3 separate regions of the Mus musculus genome follow, and regions 1 and 3 are each linked to region 2. The links are chromatin loops, found by intact Hi-C in ENCODE. Cell type or tissue: heart. All regions are shown on one strand. Each heading gives the region's core, and the rest is flanking DNA. Links, peaks and the distances in the headings are about the cores only.

The links. Peaks named below come from ENCODE experiments on the same cell type or tissue, not always from the same donor. Only the 100,000 strongest peaks of a DNase experiment are listed, where the experiment ranks them.
Region 1: it touches region 2 in a loop (2.2-fold over the local background); 1 of 42 quality-filtered maps calls a loop at or near these places.
Region 3: it touches region 2 in a loop (2.7-fold over the local background); 1 of 42 quality-filtered maps calls a loop at or near these places.

The regions. Positions count from the first base shown.
Region 1 is chr5:108,002,322-108,010,134 of GRCm38, reverse strand. It overlaps Gm42150 (a long non-coding RNA gene), which reads left to right and starts at 7,331. Exons shown (of 3, transcript XR_880537.1): 1 at 7,331-7,412. In heart, for the core only: a CTCF peak has its summit at 4,810 (motif pointing right); no DNase peak of the experiment used is centred there.
Region 2 is chr5:108,062,890-108,070,702 of GRCm38, reverse strand. Mtf2 (metal response element binding transcription factor 2) reads right to left here and starts at 5,029. Exons shown (of 15, transcript NM_013827.3): 1 at 4,738-5,029. The coding sequence starts at 4,742. In heart, for the core only: a CTCF peak has its summit at 5,008; DNase peaks (open chromatin) are centred at 4,472 and 5,032; H3K4me3 peaks cover 2,279 bases; H3K27ac peaks cover 1,947 bases.
Region 3 is chr5:108,665,135-108,672,947 of GRCm38, reverse strand. It overlaps Idua (iduronidase, alpha-L), which reads right to left. Exons shown (of 15, transcript NM_008325.4): 2 at 3,431-3,842; 3 at 2,689-2,829. The coding sequence starts at 3,585. Slc26a1 (solute carrier family 26 (sulfate transporter), member 1) reads left to right here. Exons shown (of 3, transcript NM_174870.4): 3 at 208-3,070. The coding sequence ends at 1,731. Among named protein-coding and RNA genes, the nearest start is that of Slc26a1, 6.3 kb to the left of the region's middle. In heart, for the core only: a CTCF peak has its summit at 3,890 (motif pointing right); a DNase peak (open chromatin) is centred at 3,707; H3K4me3 peaks cover 1,902 bases; H3K27ac peaks cover 2,084 bases.

The sequences.
Region 1 (7,813 bases), core at 2,346-6,345, 60 kb after region 2:
GTAGGAGAAAAAGGTTAGAGGGGGAAGGGGATATTAATCTTGTTAGGATACTTCCTGCTTATTAGGGGCATCCAGTTCCTTGGGGGCAGGTCCAATCTTCGTTCTCAGGATATCTCCAACCAGCCACCAGCAACCCAGCAACCAGCCAGCAATTGAGCAATCCTCAAACAGCAATTCTCAAAAAGCAGCAGGCAGCAGGGGAGCAGCAGTCACCAGTGCCTCTTGGGGCGCTGGCATTTCTATACTTCCTCAAGAGTCTCCAGAATTCCAACTGTAGACTATCTTTGGCTGACAAAATCATGTTCCTGCCAGAGCACAAGACAAATAATAGTTAGCTGCTGTGGACAGTCTGAAGCAGCTCCACATTCCACATCTGGGATTAAAACAAAAACATATTCACATAACATTTCTGTTTTGTTTTTGTTTTAAAGAAACCAAAGTTCTCACTACACTTATTCTCCTGCCTCTACATCCCAAATGTTGGGGTTACAGGCATGTACTGCCAAACTCAACTCCTATTTTATTCCAATTGCAGGATCTAGAGTGACTAAGCTAAGTTTTGTTAATATTTAAGTACTGATCCTTCTAGAGTGTCTGAGGCATAGGATAGCTAAGTCAGTATGTATCTTCTTCCTTCCACAAAAATCACTGCCCCTTTTTCCTGGTCTACAAGAAATGGCTGCCAAAGTAGAATCATAGAACATTGTGCAAAATGTTCATGGAAAATTGTACAAAATCTGGGTTTACTCAAATTGCATCATAGAATGACATAGATTTTACATTGTCTTAGACTTTCATTCTACCTGACTTGATTTTAACCAATGGCATATAACTCTCTAAGAAGAATATCTTGCAGTTAAGGAAGGGGTTAAAACTGGCTTTTTCCAGATGTTGGCAGAGGACAGAGTACCTAATTTAAGTCTGTGCTATTAAGGTTGGTTTAAAGCCACATCAAGGGTTTTGGACACAGCTCACGGAAATATTTGTCCTTGTCTTGGTCCTAGACAATGGCATTAGCTACTTTTCAGTTGATGTGACAAAATACCATGACCAAGGTGAAGTGGAAATTTCTGGTTTCTTTGGAGACTCAGTTGTGTTATGTGATGTTTTTCTGGAGATTGTCTTATGAGAAGATGCTTTGCTGAAGCAGAGACATGGGATGATGCTGTGCTCAGAACAGACATGTGTTTTTCTGGAAGCTGCCTGGAAAAAGGGCATGTGGTGTTTTGTTGGAGTAGACACTTGAGAGAACGTGTGATGTTAGAAAGGGTTTAAGTATAACCCATCAGACAGTGGCTGATGCTGTGGCATTGGCTCCCTTTTCCTTTTTCGCTGATCATTATTTGTCAGAACTTTGTGTGACTTTGTAGAGAGAAATACACCAAAGAACTTCTTATAATATTTCAGCAGCTTCTCAATACTTTTGCAGACTTCAGTTGATTGGCAGAGCCTTGCTGTTTCTACTGGATTGAATGCCCTCGCTGATTTGTGTGAACTGAACTGCTGATGTCCTAACAACAAAGATTGGGATTGTCCCAAAGAACTATGTCTAAACAGGGCCACATCCCCATTTGCCCTACTAACCTCTCCTTTCCCCTACCTCTGGTGGGTAGTGGCTTAGAAGGAAGGTTAAAGTGTTTAAAAACTCTTACTAAAGTAGGTTTTGAAAAATATAAGCCTACACCAAGGCAACTTATAGAAGGAAGAGTTTATTTGGTCTTGTGGCTCCAAAGAGCTAAGGCTGGGAAGTGCATCAGCAGGCAGGTATGGCAGCTGGAGCAGCGAGCAAAGAGCTCACGTTGTAAACTTCAAGCAAAAGTGGGAGAGATCTAATGGAATGACTTGAGACCTTGACAGCTCAAAGCTCATACCCTGTGAAGTACTTCCTCCAGCAAGGCCTTCCTTCCTAGACCTCTCCAGTCATCACCAACAACTGAGAACCAAGCCTTCAAATGCTAGAGCCTACGTAGAACATTCTCATTCAAGTCACCACAAGACTCAAGTCAGGAAAGATTGCTTGATCATATCAATCCAAATGGAGTTTGCTTTCCCACCCTGTAGCTTGTTTGCTTGAAGAGCTTGCTTCTTTATTAAGCAATATTAATGGTGGTGTTGGAAAGAGAGTGTGACTCGTAGGATCAAGACATGTAACACTAGACAGTTAAGAAGAGAGATGTATACCCATGGAATCTCCTTGCCTTTCCTACTAATGCATCCTTGCCACACTTGAGCAAAGCCTTGTTTCTCACATACAGTCAGCCACATCACATCGACCCATTCCTTGGTTTAATCATTCCAAGGACTTAGTGCCTCCTAAGCTCTATGCCCATGAGTTAATTCCTATCCCATATGTGTTTGTAGATTCCTATGCCCTACTGTGAGTCTAAGAGATTGCTTCTGTGAATCCAATTAGGAAGGCAAGATAGGCCCACCTGTCATTGAACAATGGATTACTTAAAATTCTAGCACTCTGGAGGCTGAGGCTGGAGGTTCACAGAATCAAAATCACCCTAAGTTAAACAAACAAACAAACAAACAAACAGAGGAGCAATGAGAACAGCAACAAAGGAAGAGAAGGAAGACCTTGGTGAAGGCCAAACAAGTAAAGCAGAGAGAAAGTATGGCAGGTTAGAAGAACTGACACAAGCGCTGTAGGCAAATGGGTGCACTAAGGAAGACTTTTTGGACATGTTGGGTATGAGTAGTAGTCAGAAAAATAAAAGAAGGGCCTGTCAAAACTACACAGGCACAAAGACCTGCACTAAGGTATTTTGGGCCAGGTATGGTGGTACATGTCTTTAATCTCAGGATTTTCAAGGCAGAGTCAGGTGGATCTCTATCTCCCATGGTCTATGTAGATGGTTCCAGACCAGCTTGGACTACATAGTAAGACCCTACCTCAAAACAACAAATAACAACAACAACAAAAAAAGAAAACATGTGTGCTAAAGGCAGGACAAGGTGGCTTGTGTCCATAATCTCAGAACTCAGAAAACGGAGGCAGGAAGATCGCCAAGAGTTTGAGGCTGGCTTAGTCTATATAGTGAGTTCCAAGCCAGTCAGGACTACACAGTGATCCTGTCTCAGAAACTGTACTGGCTGGTTTTGTGTGTCAACTTGACACAAGCTGGAGTTATCACAGAGAAAGGAGCTTCAATTGAGGAAATGCCTCCATGAGATCCAGCTGTAAGGCATTTTCTCAATTAGTGATCAAGAGTGGGAGGGCCCATTGTGGGTGGTGCCATCCCTGGGCTGGTAGTCCTGGGTTCTATAAAAAGGCATGCTGAGCAAGCCAGGGGAAGCAATCCTGTAAGCAGCACCCTTCCATAGTCTCTGTATTAGCCCCTGCCTCCAGGTTCCTGCCCTGTGTAAGTTCCTGTCTGACTTCCTTTGGTGATGAACAGCAGTGTGGAAGTGTCAGTTGAATAAAACCTTCCCTCCCCAGTTTTCTTCTGGCTCATGGTGTGTCTTTGCAGCAAGAGAAAAAACCTGACTAAGACAGAAACAAACAAAAATCCAAACAAACAAAAAGAAGTCTCGTTTTGTTTAGGAAGCATCGCACATAGCCCAGGCTGGCTTCAAACTCACCGCTTTGAACTTTTGATTCACAAGAGTGTCTCCACCTCCCAAGAGCTGGAATTTCAGGTGTGTGCCACCATGCCTACTTTTATGTGTTGCTGGGAATTAAGCCCAGGGCTTCATGAATGCGAGGCAAACACTTTACCAACCAAGCCACATCCTCATAGTAAAGAAGTTCAGTTGATGACAAAACCGGTTTGGGTGCTTTGGCTCTCAGGTCTGATCTGAGCAGAGGGTTCCTGAATGCCCTGTGAGGATGCAGCTCTTCTGCTCTCCTTGGTTGGTCTCACGGCAGAGGAGGATGCTATCCCAAGATGTCAAGATCCTGCTTTCTCACCTCATTTTTGTCATCTTACTTTCCAAGAGCAGGGGGCCTGAACTGTGAATAGATTTCCTTGAATGGCACTATTCTGCCTCCACTATCTGGGGCAGGAAATGCACATTAAGATCAGTGAACCCTGGGCTGGAGAGAGGACTCAGCAGTTAAGAGCACTTGATGCTCTTGTAGAGGACCTGAATTCAGTTCCCAGCACCCACGGGATGGTTTGTAGCCTTCTGATCTCTAGTTCTGGGGGATCTGATGCTCTCTTCTGAGCTCCACACGCTCCAAGCACAAATGTGCTGTATTTATCAGAGCAACAGAAATGAAACTAGGACACGGGGTATATGGTGGCACAAACCTGCAATGTCAGTATTTAAGGTTTGGAGGCAGAAAGATTAGGAGTTCAAAGCCACCCCTAGTTTCATAAAAAGTACAAAGCCGCCCTGGGCTACATGAGATCCTTTATAAAAGAAAGTAAGTTCCATAATACGTAACAGTATGGTTTGCTATCTCATATTAGTAAATAAGATTAGCAATTCTACCAGTAACATACCTGGCAGATGTGGGGAGGGCAAAAATTACAGATTAGACAGAATAACTTTTGATTATAATGAGGACAAGTTATCAAGTTACAAATTACTGGGGCTGGGGAGATGGTCCAGTGGTTAAGAGCATTTGCTATTGTTCTTCCAGAGAACCTGAGTTCAGCTCACAGCACCCATGTCAGTTAAAGAGACTTACAACCCTCTTTAACACCAGCTCCTGAGTCATCTGATACCTCTAAGGGCACCTCTCCCGTGCACATTCCCACATACACACATGTGTAACTAAAGATAGCAAAGATAAATTAAAAAAAAAAAAATCTCTTAAATTATAGATTACTTAGTAAAGGGGGCAACAGTACCTACCTGCCACATGGTGGCAGTCTTTTCCTGGTGAGCATGGTTCTGAACAGAGGGCACAAGTCAGATGACCTTGAAGGCTCAAGGTCAGGATGGCATTTAACAGTGTCAGTGAGATAAGGTTTGTTAAAGGGACGGCTGCAGTAAGCTCATGGGCAATTAGATGTGCAAGTCACTGAGAAAGAACTCTGAGAATCATCAAAGGGGTAATCTTGACCATTGATTATTCAGAACATCTCAGCTTCTAAGATGTGTGGTGCGCACACACACACACACACACACACACACACACGCACACACACACTGTATATAGGTCAGAGGCTGGTATGTAATGTCCTCAGTTACTCTCTCTCTTTTATTTATTTGTTGTGGGTGTGGCAGTGAGTGTGCCAGAAAGCGCATGTGTAGGTCAGAGAACGACTTTGTGGAGCTGGTTCCATGGATATGGGCCCCGAGATCAGGCTCAGGTTTCCAGACTTGTGCAGGAAGCTCCTTTACCAGCGTGGATCCTTCCACTGGCATTGTTCTCTCTCTGAACCTGGAGATCCCTAGTTCCACTACACTAGTTGGCCAGTAAGCCCCAAGGATCCTCCTGTTTCTACCTCCCCAGCTCTAGGGTTACAGCAATATGCTGTTGAGCCCAGCCTTTTCATGTGGATGCTGGGAAACAAGCTCATGCCATCATGCCTGCACAGGGAGTGCTGCACCAAGAGAAATGGGCCATCCTCCCAGCCCTTCGAAGATTCATCTTATAGGAGACAAATACTCTCACATCCTGGAGGTGCCTCTATACTCACGAACATTTCCGCAAAGTCTCCAGCTTCCGTTTCTTCAGAGTTTCTGCTCTTCGTTTAAATTCTGCACACGCGCACAGCTTCTTTTTTGTCTGTCAGGACACATCCAAGTTAGATCGCTGATACAGTTCTATTCTCACTGGGCAACATTGCAGAAAGCTATCCAAAACCCAGGATGGTCTTTAGTCCACTGGTCAAAAAGAACTTCCCGCAGGTGAAGAAAAAGTACGAAGTAGGCACGCTTACCCTAGTTACGTGTGCCGCTTTACGTCGTCGATGAAATGAACCAAATGTTTGGTTCAGTGTCTCAGGCACCTCTGTTAACATGAGAAACTCACATGGTAAGATCGATATGGATGAATGTTATGACAAGACAAAGATATTCCAGGGGTGGAAGCCAGCCCTCTGCCTGAAGACGCGCTTGCTCAGTGATCTCAGAGGTATTGGGCCTCACATCCTACCTCTTCTTCATCTCTGTCAAACTGAGTAAGCAAATATCCCAAAGCAGGAAGATGTTCTGACACCTCCTACTAACTTTCCTGTAATGGTGTAGATTTTGATCTTATGTTGATGTTAGTCCCGGCTTAATATTTCATTTGGTGCCTTGAGAGACAGGCAGTTTCTCCCCAGCTGTCTTATAAAAACATCAAAAGCAAGCAGTGCTTTCTATACCACGTAACTTAAAGTAAGGATTTTGTTTTGATGCAAGCTCTTGCCATGTAGCCCAGGCTATCCTCAAACTCATGATCCCCCTATGTCAGCCTTGAAAATGTTGGTGTTACAGCTTAAAGTGGGATATTTATGGGCATTTGACACATTCTCTATTACTGTTCAGGTTTCAGTGCCAGAATAGGCTCCATGAAACCATGACTCAAAAATAAAACATCGCTGGGCATGGTGGCGCATGCCTTTGATCCCAGCATTTGGGAGGCAGAGGCAGGCGGATTTCTGAGTTTGAGGCCAGCCTGGTCTACAAAGTGAGTTCCAGGACAGCCAGGGCTATACAGAGAAACCCTGTCTCGAAAAAAACAAAACAAAAATATATATCATATAACAGTTACAGTTTGCTCACCTCATCTGTTCATTGCATAACAGTGTTGGGAATATCAGGTCCTTCATCAGCTGATTGCCTTAAAGACACCCAGGCAAAGGTCTGGAAGTAGGGGTAGATAACCTGGCTCAGCTGGCAGCAGGCTTGCCGCAAAATCCTGACAATCTGAAAGGCAATTGTTATCAGAGGAGATGTTAGAATCAACGACTATATAAACCCTAGCAGTCCTATGGCCAATTAGTTTCAATGGCTAATTACAGAAAAGAGTAATACCAAAAACAGAAAGAGGATGTTTATTCCATATGGCCACATTGGGAAGAGGAATCCTTCTTCAGGGTCCTGAGGTGAGGAAGGGGTGCGCATAACTGCGCAGGCTGGTCAAGGTTCTGTTCCAACCATCACCAGTGTCTCAGCTCCAGTCCACCCCTGCCTGGCACCAGGCTCCAGCCTTTTCCTTTTCCCAGCATGAGATTCCTGGGGAAATTCCAACTTCTTGGGGTCCATTGTTTCAGTAGTCTGATAGCCAAAGGGAGGGGCACACATCTCTCTAGAGTGTCTTTACTCCTGCCAGGACAGCTACAGGACTCAGGGTCAGTGTCAGCCAAGACACAGGCTGGTTAAATGACTGCTTGGGACGGGGTTTTGTGTGGCCCTGGATGACTGACGGATTCCTCCCCCCTCCACCTCTCAAGTGCTGGTATTGTATGCTGCCACACCCATTTTACGTGATGCAGGGGATGGATTCTAGGGCTTCTTGCATTTTGGTGAGTATTACAAAATCCTGGGCTAGACTTCTAAATTCCAACTGTGCTCAGTAGCTCCTTAGTCTGTCTGCACCTCCTCTCTTTCTGTTTGAAACCCTACCTTCTTCTTCTTTTTTTAAGTAGCACAAAAGTTTATTTTGCAAAAAGTTTCATATGAAAATGTACATGACCCAATTCTACAGCACAATCAAACAGGCCCTTTGGGGAGGGATGTGGACGCCATTGCTGGACAGTGTCTACTCTTTCCAAGGCTTCTGACATGATGATGCCATTTCCCCACCTGACCACCGTTCCGATGTTATTCTGTTGCCTACCATTTGCAATCTCCACACGCTCATCAATCACAAGGTTCATAAAGGGATCAAAGCCCTGTGGCATTCCTTGTACGTGTCTGCCTCCGT
Region 2 (7,813 bases), core at 2,514-6,513:
TGCAAGCTGCCAAATGAAGGAAGCAACAGCCCTTCCTACCCAGCTATAACAGCTGGCACAATAACCTTTATGGTGCAGCAGTGGAATGCATACCTTGGTGGTAACCAGTAACTCTAACTGGACTTAAGACCCTACTCAGAGAGAAAAAACTTGTGTTAATAATGGAAATCTAGTCAACTACCTAGGACTAGTGAAGTCAGGGATCTTAGTGGAGAACCTACAACTATCATTTACTAAACCAGCATAATCAACCCCTAACTATATCCTAAATATTTTTACTTATGCCCAGTTAAGTGTAGTTCTCACTCCTCATCAAGAAACTTCCCTTTGCAAGAGATGGGAGACCATTCCATAAAACCATAAGCAAGAAGAGAGAAGGGGAGGAAAAAAAAATTAACCACTGAAATACTACTTAATAGTAGTAGTATTAACTGGCATACAACCTGCGATCCTAGCTCTAGAATCAGGAGTTCATGACCAGGCTAGGCTACATGAGACTCTTTCTTAAAACCAAACAAAGTGTACTTACTCTATTTCTAGTCACACTTTTTTTCATTGTAGATTTTTTCCATACAGTATATTCCGATTATGACTTCCCCTACCCCCAACTGCTCCTAGATCCTCCCCACTACCAAAACCCATACTCTTTATCTTTCTCATGAGATTACAGGCATCACATCAAAGAAAAAAAAAAGATAGAAACAAACCAGAATAGGACAAACTGTTTGCCCAGAATCCTTAATATATCCTATTAACACTTCATTTTTAAGTTGTCAAAGATAATTTAAATTTCTTTCCCTTTCCACGAATAACCATTGCTTTTAGAGCTCACAATGTTTCTGCATCAATCTGGGATTGCTGGGCCTTGTTCACACCACGCCAAAGCTTTCTGGATCACATACTCTTTGGCTAGAGACGTGGCATACAGTAAAAGGATATGTGCACAAAGCTTCTCTAAGGTCTTCTTCTAGACCTACAAATATCTCAGTCCTCATTGCAACTCACTGGTAGAGTAGCAGGAACCTGTAGTCCTAGCTAGGAAAGGAACAAAGTTTCAACACAGGAGTGCCAGGTGAGGCCAAGCAATAAATAACAACTGACTCATTCAGTTCCTACACACAGAACTTTACATTGTAAAGAATTTCCCTCTGTAAAGAAAGTCTGGTGCTGTTCACTTACTATACTCAGCACTAGGATGAAAAATCTTACTCTACTGAGCCACAGTCCTTTGTTCTTCATGTCTTGAAATTTTATTAATATATGCATTCAGTATTTTTCTCATTGCTGTGTAAAAAACTCTGACAAAAACAACATAAAAAAAGTGTATATTTTGGCTCACAGTTTCAGAGTACAGTCCATCATGGAAGGGGGAGGCATAGTAGAAGAAGCAGGAGACAGCTATCGCACTGATATCTGCAGTCAGGAAGGTCAATGTTCATGCTCAGCTTGCTTCCTCCATTTGATTCAATCCAGGACCCCAGCCCATGGGTATGGTGGCCTCACATAGTCAGGGTGGGTCTTCCCTCCTCAGTTAAACCTTTCTGAAAACAATCATAGGCATATCCAGAGGTATATTTCCATGGTGAATCTGAATCTAATCAAATTGACAATGAAGTTAAACCATCACTTTATGTCTAAGTCCTACTTTTATGATATGATTATATTATGATTATTATTTAGCCCCTGGTAATCATTTCTACTTTTTTTCCCAAATGGGGCCTCATGTGTCCCAGGCTAGCTGCGAATTCATATATAGCTAAGAATAGCCTTGAACTTTGGATCTTTCTGCCCCTATCTGCTGTCAAGAAATTCATTCTTAGACTGTAGAGATGGCTCAGAAGTAGGAGTACTGGCTGTCCTTCCAGAGGACCTGAGTTCAATCTCCAGGGCCTTTGATTCCCAGCATTAACATGGCAACTTACAACCATTTCTAACTCCAGTTCCAAAGGAATAAACCACCTTCTTTTGGCCTCTGTGGGCACTGCTCCCATGTGGTGCACACATATACATGCAGGCAAAAATCTTCATATACATAAAAATAAGTTGGGGCTGGAGAGATGGCTCAGCAGTTAAGAGCATTGACTATTCTTCCAAAGGTCCTGAGTTCAATTCCCAGCAACCACATGGTAGCTCACAACCATCTGTAATGGGATCTGACACCCTCTTCTGGTGTGTCTGAAGACAGCTATAGTGTACTCAAACACATAATCTTTTTTTTTTTAAGTCTTAAAATAAAACAGAAAATGAAAAATGCATTCATTACAGCAGGTTAAATTTTAAAACCACTATAACTGGTGAAAAATATCCTTTATGGGGGCTAGAGACATGTCTCAGCCATTAAAAACACATATTACTCTTGGAGAAGAACTGAGTTTGGTTTCCAGCACTTATTAGGCAGCTCACAACCACCTATGACTCTCATGCTTCTGGCCTCCATGGACAGTAGCACATACCCCCCTAACCCTCCCCCACCACATATGCATTTTTTTTTAATTTTTAAATGTCTTATACATTTTTCCCCAAAATTCAGGGTGTATTCATTTGACAGAATGTTTGTCTTCTTTAATCTCAGCTGTATTACTGTCTTGAATTCAGCTATCTCAATTGCATACTCCATTATGAATCTATTTTGTACTTTCATCATTACTACCATCAAATATCAATTGTGTAACTTGAAGGTGTTAAATGGTGCTTGCCACGTATGCCTGTGCACCCATGTACACGTTTGTGTTTGTGTGTTCATTCTATCATTACTCATTGCTCAAAAATCAAACTGCATACTCTACATGAGCTCTGAACATGTCTATTGTTCAACAACGGTATTTTTAATATTTAAGACCACATATGACACAAAGTCCCCAATATATACTTTTTGAACAAATAAGGAAAAAAAATTCGCCAGGCAATTTTTCAATCCCAGCACTTGGGAGGCAGAGGCAGGTGGATTACTGAGTTCAAGGCCAGCCTGGTCTATACAAAGTGAGTTCCAGGACAGCCAGGGCTATACAGAGAAACCCTGTCTCCAAAAATAAATAAATAAGTAAGTAAATAAATAAATAAATAAATAAGAAAAGGAGAAAACAAAAGGAAAAGAAATCTCCACAGTACACATTTAAATATAGTTGCATACCCAATGATAGTTGCTGATGTGAACTCAAGTAAAGTAATAACAGCCGAGCATGGTAGTGATCTCCATCAGCATTCAGTGTGCAGGTGCAGACAGATCTGTCTTTTCAAGCCAGTCTGGAATACAAAGTGAGTTCCAGGCTGGCCAGAGTTATATAACGAGACCCTGCTTCAAAACTTAAAAAGGAAAAACAAAAAAACAAAAAACAAAAATCCTCCACTTAAAGCATTGTCCAGGGGGCTGGAGAGATGGCTCAGTGGTTAAGAGTGCCGATTGCTCTTCCAGAGGTCCTGAGTTCAATTCCCAGCAACCACATGGTGGCTCACAACCATCTGTAATGGGATCTGATGCCCTCTTCTGATGTGTCTGAAGACAGCAATAGTGTGCTTATATACATTAAATAAAAAAATAAACATTTAAAGTATTATCCAGCATCCTAAAAAGAATCAGTTTTTTTACCCACAATTCTCTCCCAAAAAAGAAATTCCCAAAAGAAAAATTAAAACATAAAGGCTGAAAACAGTCTGCAGAAGTTCCTATGAAGATTACATGGAATCTATTTGAAGGAGAAAGTACTTGCTGCTAGAGAAAACGGAGTCAACCAACCACTAACATATTTCTAGCTCTACTTTGATCTCATGAGGTACTTTTCTATGTCAATTACAGGCTTGTCTGGGTTTTCAAATTCTAACTACTGTTGCATGGTAATATCTTCAACCAAAGTTAAAGGTTTTAAAGAATAAAACAGCATTCCATACCCCTTTTCCTATTGTTCACAATCTCTCGTACCACTCAATAAATCCATCTCTGCCAAAGAAAAAATTAACCACCAAGGACTGCAGATTGTAAATCACAGTTAAGAGTTCTGGCACTATGGAAATGTGTTAAGAAATCCTGGAAAATTTTGGTTAAACCCCTTAGTGCCGTAAGTAACTAAGTTGTAATGATGAATACAAATTATCAGGGCAAGAAATTTTAATTGAACGGAAGAAATGCCTCCAAATAAAAGCTATCTCTTCCCCGTATCAATTCACCTATCACTTCTTCTCTTTAAGCTTCCAGGGCTTGCTTTCCAGGGTATTTTCCTCATCCTCGTACGCTAGCTATCTAGCCCACCACTAGATTCCCCTACCACAATTCCACACAATTCCAGCACCCTCTGGTTCCAAACTGCTACTTTCCTTAGCACCCCTTAAAGTGCCAGTCAGCCCCTCTACTAGGCTCCCCGCATTCTGACGGCTCCTCCCCTCGGTTCCCCACCCCCTCATCACCAGGTTCATCCTGCCCCTCCAACCGTCTCCCGCCCCCAGGTTCCTTCCTGCCCTCCAAACACAGCTTCCCTGTCTCAACGTTTTATCTAATTCCACCAACTGACTCCCGAGCGGGGCGCCCCGCTCCTTCCCCCAGTCCCTATTTTTACCAACATCTCACTGACTACCCCTCCCGATCCATTCTTTCAACATATGCATCAATGCAAAAACACCCCCACACAGGACTCCCTTGCCCAAAGCGGAGCCTCCATCTTTCCCCTTTCTTTTGCTTCCTTTCTTTCGTCTCTCCTCATCCCAACCTCCTCCCAAAGAGTCGGTTCCCAGGCCAAGGTCTCTCACCTCATTCGGTCACTTAAGTGGTGCCAACCGCTTCATACAGGAAAATAGAAGCAATCTCGTTCCCGTGGGCGCTCCCCCGCGAGTCCGGGCACTCCCTGGGCACCCGCCCCAGCGGGAGCCCTGCGCACACGCACACACACACCGAGTTCCTTGGGGACGAGGGTTAGGAAGGAGAATGTGCGTGCTCACACCGGCCTCAAACACAGACCACTTCGCAACAGCCCTTCGCCATTTTGGTTTCCCGCGGACTAGCGGTGCATTCTGGGAGCGCGGAGCTACTCCGGGGCCGAATGGCAGCTCTCCAGAGCCGCAGAGGGGCGGGGCCTGCGCGGCGAGCGCGGAGGAACACCGCGCCCTGCGTCCCGGACCAGCGCTGAACAAAGAGGGACTCTTTAACGTCGCGGTGGAATTAAGTCCTCTTGCTGCCGGTGCAGACACAATAGTGAGCGCAGCGCTTCCCGACGCTGATGCTTGCCTTACTAGGTCTTTTAAAAAGAGAGATCGTGTCCAGTCTTTCGTGCGGTCTTTTTTAATGCCCTCAGAAATAGGATATTGCTCAGTACATCTTGATGGGGTGATTTCCTTTCTGAAGAAAGGAAATTATTAACTGGAAAAAATACTTTTCTTTTACCTTCACCTAGAGGCCTGCTGTTATAATCCCCTTAAGTGGGGAGGAGACCCTGGATGGCAAATTTCGTTCAATGAATACTATCCAAATCCAAACTTATCTGGAATCTGTAATGGGAGATTTTCACTTTTTTTTCCTCTGACGATGAACGAGATTTTTTTTTCCCTGTTTACCTGCTTTGTGACCTTTCCTAATTGTAGTGAAATTTGAGCATACCCTCCTGCAAAGCAGTTGATTGAAGGAACACACAACTTTCATACTATTGCAGGCTTTTATATGAGGCCCAGCTGATAAATGGAATGCATGCTTATATCTTTGACTTATATTTGAATGCAACCCAGCACTTATAGAAACACCTGTAATACGTTTCTATTTTGTGAAAATATTTTCAGAGTCATATACTTTTTATCACAGATTATGTCACAGAGGCAGTACTGAATTTTCTCTCTGAAGAAATACCTCTTATGATCTAAATTCCTTTCACTCATATTTCAAGAGTTCCCTTTAAGCTGGGCGGTGGTGGCGCACGCCTTTGATCCTAGCACTTGAGAGGCAGAGGCAGGCAGATTTCTGAATTCAAGGCCAGCCTGGTCTACAGAGTGAGTTCCAGGACAGCCAGGGCTATACAGAGAAACCCTGTCTCGAAAAACAAAACAAAACAAAACAAAAAAGAGTTCCCTTTACCTAGGTTCTGAAAAATCTGGCAAATAGGCATATTCATATTATACTACATTTTTTTTTCTTTTTTGAAGACAGAGTCTATCTATTATATAGCTCTGGTTGTCCTGGAACTCATTGTGTAGACCAGGCTTGCCTCAAGCTCACAGAGATCTTCCTGTCTCTGCCTCCTCAGTACTGGGATTAAAAGGCCTGAGCCACCATGGCTAGCTTTGTATTATACAGTATATTTTATTCAGTACATTATATCAATCTGTGTCTCTCCCTCTTTCTCTCTCTCTCTGTCTCTCTCTCTCTCTCATGTGTCTCTGTATCTGACTCTCTCACACACACACTGTCTCTCTCTGTCTCTCACACACACACACTCTCTCTGTCTCTCTCACACACACACACTCTCTCTGTCTCTGTCTCTCTCTCTCTCTCACACACACACACACACTCTCTCTCTCTGTCTCTGTCTCTCTGTCTCTGTCTCTCTCTCTCTCACACACACACACACACACACACACACTCTCTTGTCTCTGTCTCTCTCTCTCTCTCACACACACACACACACACACTCTGTCTCTGTCTCTGTCTCTCTCTCTCTCTCTCTCTCTCTCTCTCACACACACACACACACACACACACACAGTAGTTAAGAGCTCTTGAGTACCTGTGTTCAATTCCCAGCACCCACATGACAGATCACAGTGTCTTTAGCTCTAATTCTAAGAGGCAAAACAGCATAGTACATAAAATAAAAATAGGTAAGTCTTTTAAAAGAGGTTGGAGAGATGGCTCAGTGGTTAAGAGCACTGACTGCTCTTCCAGAGGTCCTGAGTTCAATTCCCAGCAACCACACAATGGGTCATAAACTGTAATGGGATCCGATGCCCTCTTCTGGTGTGTCTGAAGAGAAGGACTCTCTTATACATATACATAAAATAAGTAAATATAAATCTTGAAAACAAACTATACATCAGGTGGGTGCCATAATTTAAAACTCGATACAAGGAAACATAATCTGCTTTACACTTTCTGACCTAAACTTTGGCACCTTTGGTCACAAAAAGTGATCTAATACTTTGTAAATTAAAGAACTCTAAGACACCTTTTTTCTGTTTGTTTGTTTGTTTGTTTGTTTGTTTGTTTGTTTGTTGAGATGGGTATAGCTCTGGCTGTCCTGGAACTCACTCTGTAGACCAGGCTGACCTCAGGCTCAGAGATCCTCCTGACTCTGCCTCCCAAGTGCTGGGATCAAAGGCGTGCGCCACCACCTGTGCTTGACACCTCTTTAATTTTTTTCCTATGTAGACATGAGTGATTGGTTTTGTACCACAGTACATGGACTGAGTTGCATATTTTACATACCCAAACAGACCTGGCCTGCAGATTCTCCCAGCATCCCTCAGTCCCTGTCATTCTCTCCCCCAACCCTGAACTTTTCAGCACAGGGGCTGCTGGGCTGCCCTTCCCCCAGAGGCTCTTCCTTATAAAAGTCAGACATTTTGGTCTCTCTCTCTCTCTCTCTCTCTCTCTCTCTCTCTCTCTCTGTACCTCCTCTTCTCTTTCTCAAGAGCACCCTTTTTCTCTTTTTTCCCCCACCCCCATGGTGACATCCTTGGCCTCCTTCTTTAGGGCCAGTGAACTCACTCTCTGGAGAGCAGTTTCCCAATAAACCTGCCTAATCTGACTTGAATTGGCTCATTTCACCAGTAGCAGCAGATGTAATGGACTGACACCCACCCACAGAATAGCTGTAGCCATTTTGACCCATGCCTGCCAGCT
Region 3 (7,813 bases), core at 2,346-6,345, 600 kb before region 2:
AGAGCATGAGAAGTGAGCATGCACATGCAACATCTATAGAACAGAACATAGCTCGCCGCTGTTCTGGCCCATGATATATGTGGAAAACAGAAGGAGTCCATTCAGAGGGATAAGCAAGTGTAGATCCCTGTGACCCGCACCCCTCGGTCTATATTGATGGTGGTTCCTGGCTCATAACCTATCAAACTGACTGTACTTCATCTGCAGGTCCTCATGGGTATCCTCCGGCTGGGCTTCGTGTCTACCTATCTCTCACAACCACTGCTCGATGGCTTTGCTATGGGAGCTTCTGTGACCATCTTGACTTCTCAGGCAAAACACATGCTGGGTGTGCAGATCCCTCGGCACCAGGGCCTAGGCATGGTGGTCCACACATGGTTGAGCTTGCTGCAGAATGTGGGACAGGCCAACATATGTGATGTGGTCACCAGTGCCCTGTGCCTAGGAGTGCTGCTGGCAGCTAAGGAACTCTCAGATCGCTACCGACACCGTCTGAAGGTGCCAATACCCACAGAGTTATTTGTTATTGTGGTGGCCACAATTGTGTCCCATTTTGGACAGCTCCATACACGGTTTGACTCGAGGGTGGCTGGCAACATTCCCACTGGTTTTGTGGCCCCACAGGTACCAGACCCTAAGATAATGTGGCGTGTGGCCCTGGATGCCATGTCCCTGGCCCTCGTGGGCTCAGCCTTCTCCATCTCCTTGGCAGAAATGTTTGCCCGTAGTCATGGCTACTCTGTCAGTGCCAACCAAGAGCTGCTAGCTGTGGGCTGCTGCAATGTGCTGCCTGCCTTCTTCCACTGTTTTGCCACTAGTGCTGCTCTGTCCAAAACTCTGGTGAAGATAGCCACTGGCTGCCAGACCCAGTTGTCCAGTGTGGTCAGTGCCGCTGTGGTGTTGCTGGTGCTGCTGGTGCTGGCTCCACTGTTTCATGATCTGCAGCGATGTGTGCTAGCTTGTATCATTGTTGTCAGCCTGCGGGGGGCGCTGCGCAAGGTGAAGGATCTCCCACAACTTTGGCGGCTAAGCCCTGCCGATGCACTGGTCTGGGTGGCTACTGCAGCTACCTGTGTGCTAGTCAGCACCGAGGCTGGACTATTAGCTGGAGTGTTCTTCTCCCTGCTTAGCCTGGCAGGCCGTACACAGCGTCCACGGGCTGCCCTTCTTGCCCGAATTGGAGACTCCACCTTCTATGAGGATGCTGCTGAATTTGAGGGCCTCCTGCCCCCACCTGAGGTGCGAGTGTTCCGTTTCACAGGTCCACTTTACTACGCCAACAAGGACTTCTTCCTTCGGTCTCTCTACAGACTCACAGGGTTGGATGCAGGGCACTCAGCCACCAGGAAGGATCAGGGCCCGGAGGTAGGTGTCAGTAACAGGAGTCTTGTCGATGGCAAGGATCTGGGTTCAGTGAGCAGTGGGGCTGGGCTGGTGGTACCCCTGGCATTTGGTTTCCACACAGTGGTCATTGACTGTGCACCACTGCTGTTCCTGGATGTGGCTGGCATGGCCACATTGAAAGACCTCCGCAGAGACTACAGGGCCTTGGACATCACCCTGCTTCTGGCTTGCTGCAGTCCCTCGGTGAGAGACACGTTGAGAAAAGGGGGCTTCCTTGGGGAAGAACAGGGAGCTGAAAATGAGCTGCTATTCCCCAGTGTGCACAGTGCTGTGGAGGCTGCATGTGCCCGCCGTGAGGAGCTGCTGGCTGCTGACTCTGCCCTCTAGCAGGGCCCTCAAGAGCCCACACCTGTGTTCACAAGCCAGTGCTCTGTAGGAGTGGTGTGAATGATAAAGTCATTAGAGATATACCCTTGGACCACCTTTGCCCTGGAGAAGCCAGGGAACTCCAACTAAGGAAAGGAAAGTGCAGCACCCTTAATACATTCAAGGATTCCAAACCAAGGGTTCAGTGATCTAGACTCTCTACCTCTGAGTCCACTGCTGCCCCCTGGTGCCTGTTCAACCAGGGTAGCTGTACCCACACACATGATCCCTCAGCCCACACAGTGCCCAGTTTGATATACTATGTTGTCATCTTATCTGAAACAGAATCCTGCAAATTATATGACCTCCAAGATGCCAAAAGGACACTTTCCCATTCCCTGTACCACCAGGTACCAGATATGAGCTGGATATATGGCCAAGCCTCAAGGGTCTGAATTTCTGAAAGGCCTCCTCATGCCAGGTGCTCATCTTGACTGGACCCTTGCAAAGGCAGCCACCTGCTCCAGAGCCACAGTCCAGTGTCACTTTCTAAGGCAATGTGACTTATATAACCTCAACCTGACCTTGGGGCACAATGTCTCTATACAGCTTATACTGGTAACCACAATGTGGTATATGTATGGTACAAAGCCAGACACAGTAGACCCTAACCCCATTCAGTACTTCTAAAAAAAAACAAAAAACAAAACATCAGGAGGAAACCACCTGTGCTCCATCCAGGGTCTGCCTTTGGCATAGCCAAGCAGACATTCTCCTCTTCTGCCCAACAGGATGCTCTAACAGGAAGCACAGCCCCAGCCCTATGCCCTACCATGACCCCCCCCACCCCCGCGACCCCCACAGCCCAGCACTGTGTCCCACAGCTGGCCCCGACAAGGTCAGATCCACCACCTCAGCATCTCTGTAAAACAAGCTCTGACCAGCAACTCCCAGGGTACCCACTTCCGCATCACCCACCTGGCTGTGATGAGATCCAGCAGCCAGTGTATCCGGACCTGCTCAATGCCACTGTGAGGTACGGCACCTATGTAGGCAAGGTTCAGTTGCTGGTCCCAACTAAGGTCGTACTGGTCAGCCTGGTCGTGAGGCAGTGGGGGGCTAGGGACAGGACAAAGAAGTGAAGTGTTTGTCCTAAACAGGGGCCTGCAGCATACCCGATTTTGTACATGTATTACCTAACTGCCTAGACCCTTGTGGATGAATTATGTGTCTCCAGAGTGTACGATAAAATAGCCCATTCACCAGAATGTTCTACAGTCTTGCTTGGGGGCAGGGTGAGGGGAGCTCCCACAGGACACAGAACCGTATTCTAAATAGAGCATCTGCCTGCCATAAAAAATGGATTTGAGTATTTCTAGAAAAACTTGGGGCACACTCATAAACCGGGACAGGTCTTGATACTTTGGGAGACTCCTAGGCTCTGCCAAAGCACCAATCATGAACCTATAGCCTGAGTACTGCGCTCCTGATTCCTGGGGGCCACTTAGGGAGAGGCTCTGGCATTTGAGGGACCCACTAAGCTAGAAAACCCACGCCACAATCCAGAAACTGACTAGCTTGAGAAGGTGGGCCCTAAAGGGGTTTGCTCTTCGCTTCTGAGTGTCCAGGAGTGATGGGCAGAGAGCCCAAAGCTGTAATGGGGGGAACCCAGAGGATAGAGCAAGGGGCGCTCCTGGACTTGATAAGTGGTGGGCCTCACCAGAAGCCGGTGCTCCTCCAGAAGGGCAACAGAGGCCTCAGCGGGCGGGCTGCGTCCACACGCACCAGGTACGGTGACTCAGCCAGCGCCAAGGGCGCGGCCAAGAACGCAGCAAAAAACGTCAGCATAGCTGAGGAGGGACGCGGGGGTCGCATGGTTGGGATATCCAGGTGCCCCTAAACAGCAAGCTTTTTAGGCGGCGGTCGCAGTGTTCCGCCTCTGCGTAACGCCCCACGTGACCTCTCGCCAGGCCGGGACAAAAAGGAACCCAGTCACGCGCCGCCCCGTGCTGGCGAGTTCCGCTGCGTCCCAGGCGCTCCAAAAATGGAACCAACATTAGCAGTGCTTGGGTGTCTCAGAGCGGCCATTATTCTTGCGGCTGTCTCGGTCTCGCTGGAGGCCTGTAGGTGCTCTGAAAAACAAATCAGGCACTACTGAGTGTCGTGGGGTGAAAGTGGAGAAATGTATCAGAAGATGGCGCTGTGGGACTGCTCCAAGGATTAGATTTGGGGGAGAAAGTCAAGGTGCTTTGGCAGAGCTTTTCCGAAATGGGACTGCTCTCATTCTGGACGGATGAGACGTTCCGAAATCCAAGTGACTCCTTGTAGTGGGCAACCAAAATATCAGTCCTGAACATCTGTGAAAGGCAGGGTCAGTAGTGCAAATCTTTAAGATTTGAATTGTGCACACACAATGAGCAGGATATTAGCAACGATGGAACAGAATTAGCTGTCACTTTTGGTAGCACAAGCCTTTAACCTCTGCAGTTCCAAACAATCGAGTTTCACAACCCATGAAAAGCACCTTTCTCATGCAAATCTCTCCTGACACCAAGGAAGAAACCCTTCTCTAGTGTTCATAGTTCCTGAGGTCCTCAGGAAAGCTGGTAAAAGGAAGGTTTTTAGGTGGAGAAATGAAAACTATGCCACAACCTCGTGCAAGGATCAGAAAGTCAGGAGCCCATGTGATGCTTCTGTAGTGACTGAAATACAAAGTTTGGTGTCCATAGACAGCAACTAGATACTACCTGGTTGGGTGCTCTGTTCTGTATGAAGACTAATGTAGGCAGAGTCTCAATATGTTGTCCTCATTCACTTGGGACTTGCTGTATAGACCAGTCTAGCCTGAAACTCACAGACATCTTCCTGTCTCTGCCTCCTGAGCGCTGAAACTAAAGGCATGGGCTACCATGTCTAGTCCCATTGTCATTATTATTATTATTATTATTATTATTATTATGGATTTTTAGACAAGGTTTATCTGTGTAACTCTGGCTGTCCTAGAACTCAATCTGTAGACCAGGCTGACTTCACACTCAGAGCTCTCGCCACTGCTAGGTGCTGGAATTAAAGGCATGTGCCACCATACCTAGCTGCCTATATTCTATTTTATGTGTATTTGTGAATGCCTGAATGTATATATGTGTATCATGTGCCTGCCTGGTGCTCATGAAGACTAGAAGAGGGTATCAGATCCCCTGGAACTAGAGTTACAAGCGGTTGTGAGCCACTGTCTATGACCTGAATCTGGGTCTTTGTAACAACAGCAGGTTCTCTTAACCATTGAGACATTTTCAAGTTCTTGAAAATCTTCAAAAGTAAAATCATAAAAATGTTAAAGAAGGGCTGATGAGATGGCTCGGCGGTTAAGGGCACTGACTGCTCTTCCAGAGGTCCTGAGTTCAAATCCCAGCAACCACATGGTGGCTCACAACCATCAGTAATGAGATCTGACGCCCTCTTCTGGTGTGTCTGAAGACAGCTACAGTGTACTTAGAACAATAAATAAATCTTTTTTAAAAAATGTTAAAGAAAATGTAAAAACTATAATTTATATTGGAATGTTTTATGGTATGTAAATCATAAAGATGGCAGAACCTTAATGGATTAGATTAGCTACAAATTAGACTTATCTGAAGACAGAAATAAGGAACTGGAAGATAGATTTGGGGGACAATCCACAGTGACAGAAAAAAAAAAATAACAGAAACCACAGGACAGACATGAGACAAGGTCTAACAGTATAATTGAATTTGCAGCTGAAAATAAGAAGGGGAGTAGAGCAGAAATAGCATTTGAAGGGGCCACCGTGATAACCTTCTGAAAGTAAATTTTAAAAATTTGAGGCCAAGAACGTGGCTGAGTTAGTCAAGTGACCTGAATTTGAACCCTAGTGGAAAGGCTGGACGTGGTAGCAACACTAGTAACCCCAGCCCTGGGGAGAGGGAAACACGAGGCTCTCTGGGGACTTGCTGGCTAGCTAGTCTAGCAGAATCTCAGAGCTCTGGGTTTACTAAAAGAAAGACCTTGTCTCAAAAAGCAGGTGGATCTTGCGAGGGAGCAGACATGAACACCTGCTGCCAAGCCTAGTGACGTGAGTTCAATCTCTGGAATCTACATGGTAGAAGGAGAGAACTGACTCTTTCCTGTAAGTTGTCCTCTGACCCCTAGATGCTTGCTATGGTACTCAAGCACTCCTACACATCCATAACAAATAAACAAAATATTAAAGAACTCAAAGATGGAGGGCAATTGAAGAAGACACCCAATGTTGATCTCATCTCCATGAACACACACACACACACACACACACACACACACAAGCACGCAATCAAGCTCTCCGATATTTTTAAAAATCACTGTATGGACTGGAGAGACATCTCATCAGTTATGAGCACTGACTGCTTTTCCAGCGGTTCAAAGCCCAGCATTCGCACAGTGGCCCACAACTATTTGTAACTACAGTTCCAGGGGACCCAACACCTTCTTCTGGCCTCCACAGACACTGCACACATGTGGTGTACAGACATACATAGAGGCAAAATAAACATTAAAAAATTAAAAAGTACTATAAATAGCCCATGGAGGTACATGTCTATAATCTTAGCACTCAGCAGCCTAAAGCAGAAGAATCATATTTTAAGACAGACTAGACTAAATAACAAGACCTTGTCTCAAAAAGTCATGAGCTGGGTATGGAGTCCAGTGGTACAGTTCTTGCCTAGTATGTGCAAGGCCATATGCAGACCCCCCAGCACTGAAAAAAAATTATTGGGAGCTATAAAGACCAAGAGGGAAAAGACAAAATGAAACAAGCAACAAAAAGATACTGGAAGCAATCAAACGGAAATGACCCATTGCTTTCAAAAAGCCGAACAATAAAACGAGCGCCAGCTTCAGCATTAGTACTGAACCTGAAGACTAAAAACAAACCTAAATCCTGAAAGCAAGCATCTTAGTGTGTTTTCTTTTGCTGAACAAAACAAAAGAGCAACTTGGGAAGAAAGGGTTTATTTGACTTACACTTCCCACTTAGTACATCCCTGAGTCAGGGCTGGAACTCAAGGCAGGAACATGGAAGCAGGAAGGAACTGAAGCAGAGGATGTGGTAGAAAGCTGCTTACTGGCTTGCTCCCCAAGATCACCTGCACAGGGATGCACCACCCACAACGGGTTGGACCCTCCCACATCAGTCACTAATCAAAAAAATGCCCTTAAAGGACAATTTGATGAAGGTATTTTCCCAACTGAGGATTCTTCTTCCCCCAAAGACCTTAGCTTGTGTCATGTTGACATAAATAAATAAATAAATAAATAGCATATAAGTAATTGGTAGCTTATTAAGTTTAACAAAAACAAAACAAAACAAAAAAACAGAAAAACAACAACAACAAAGACATTTCCAGGTGGGGGCTATGACCTATGCTTTGATTCTCAGACACTGAGGAGATTGAAGCCAAAGGAATTCTTAAGCTAGGAGTTTGAGGCCAGCCTGCATAACACAGTAGGAAATATATCTATATGTAATACATAAACACACAGATGTTTTTGAAAAGTAAAGGTTGAGTAGAAACATTTTAGAGAAATTGTGAGGGCAGCAGTTGCCACTCATTTTTCACTGTGGAAATATTACCTGCTGTTCTTCAAGCAGAAAGAGAGTGATCCTCAGTTGAATGCAGAGGAAACAGAAAGAATGAAAATAAGGGGTATAAAAGCTGCATAAATCTAATGTATTGTGACTGCAGAAAGCAATGATGGTAGAAATGGCTTATAGGGGCATAAAGACAAATAGGGGCATAAAGACAAATGTATCTAAACTGCATGTTAATAGCAACACATTTATGTTATGTTAAACTGCATGTTAATAGCAACACAGTCACTAAAGGTAGTTAGCAGGGTTAACTCCACTGTTGTATGTGATGAAGGGGATTTGCAGGTATAATTGCATTAGAATCTTAAGATGTGAGATTATCCTAGATTATCCAGTGAATCTCAGATGCAACAGTGTGCTTACACGAGGAGGCAGCAGAAGGGAAACACAGGAAAGGGGGCTATAGTGGACTCAAAAAAATCGTACCCAAGGTGTCACCTGCCCTAGATCCCA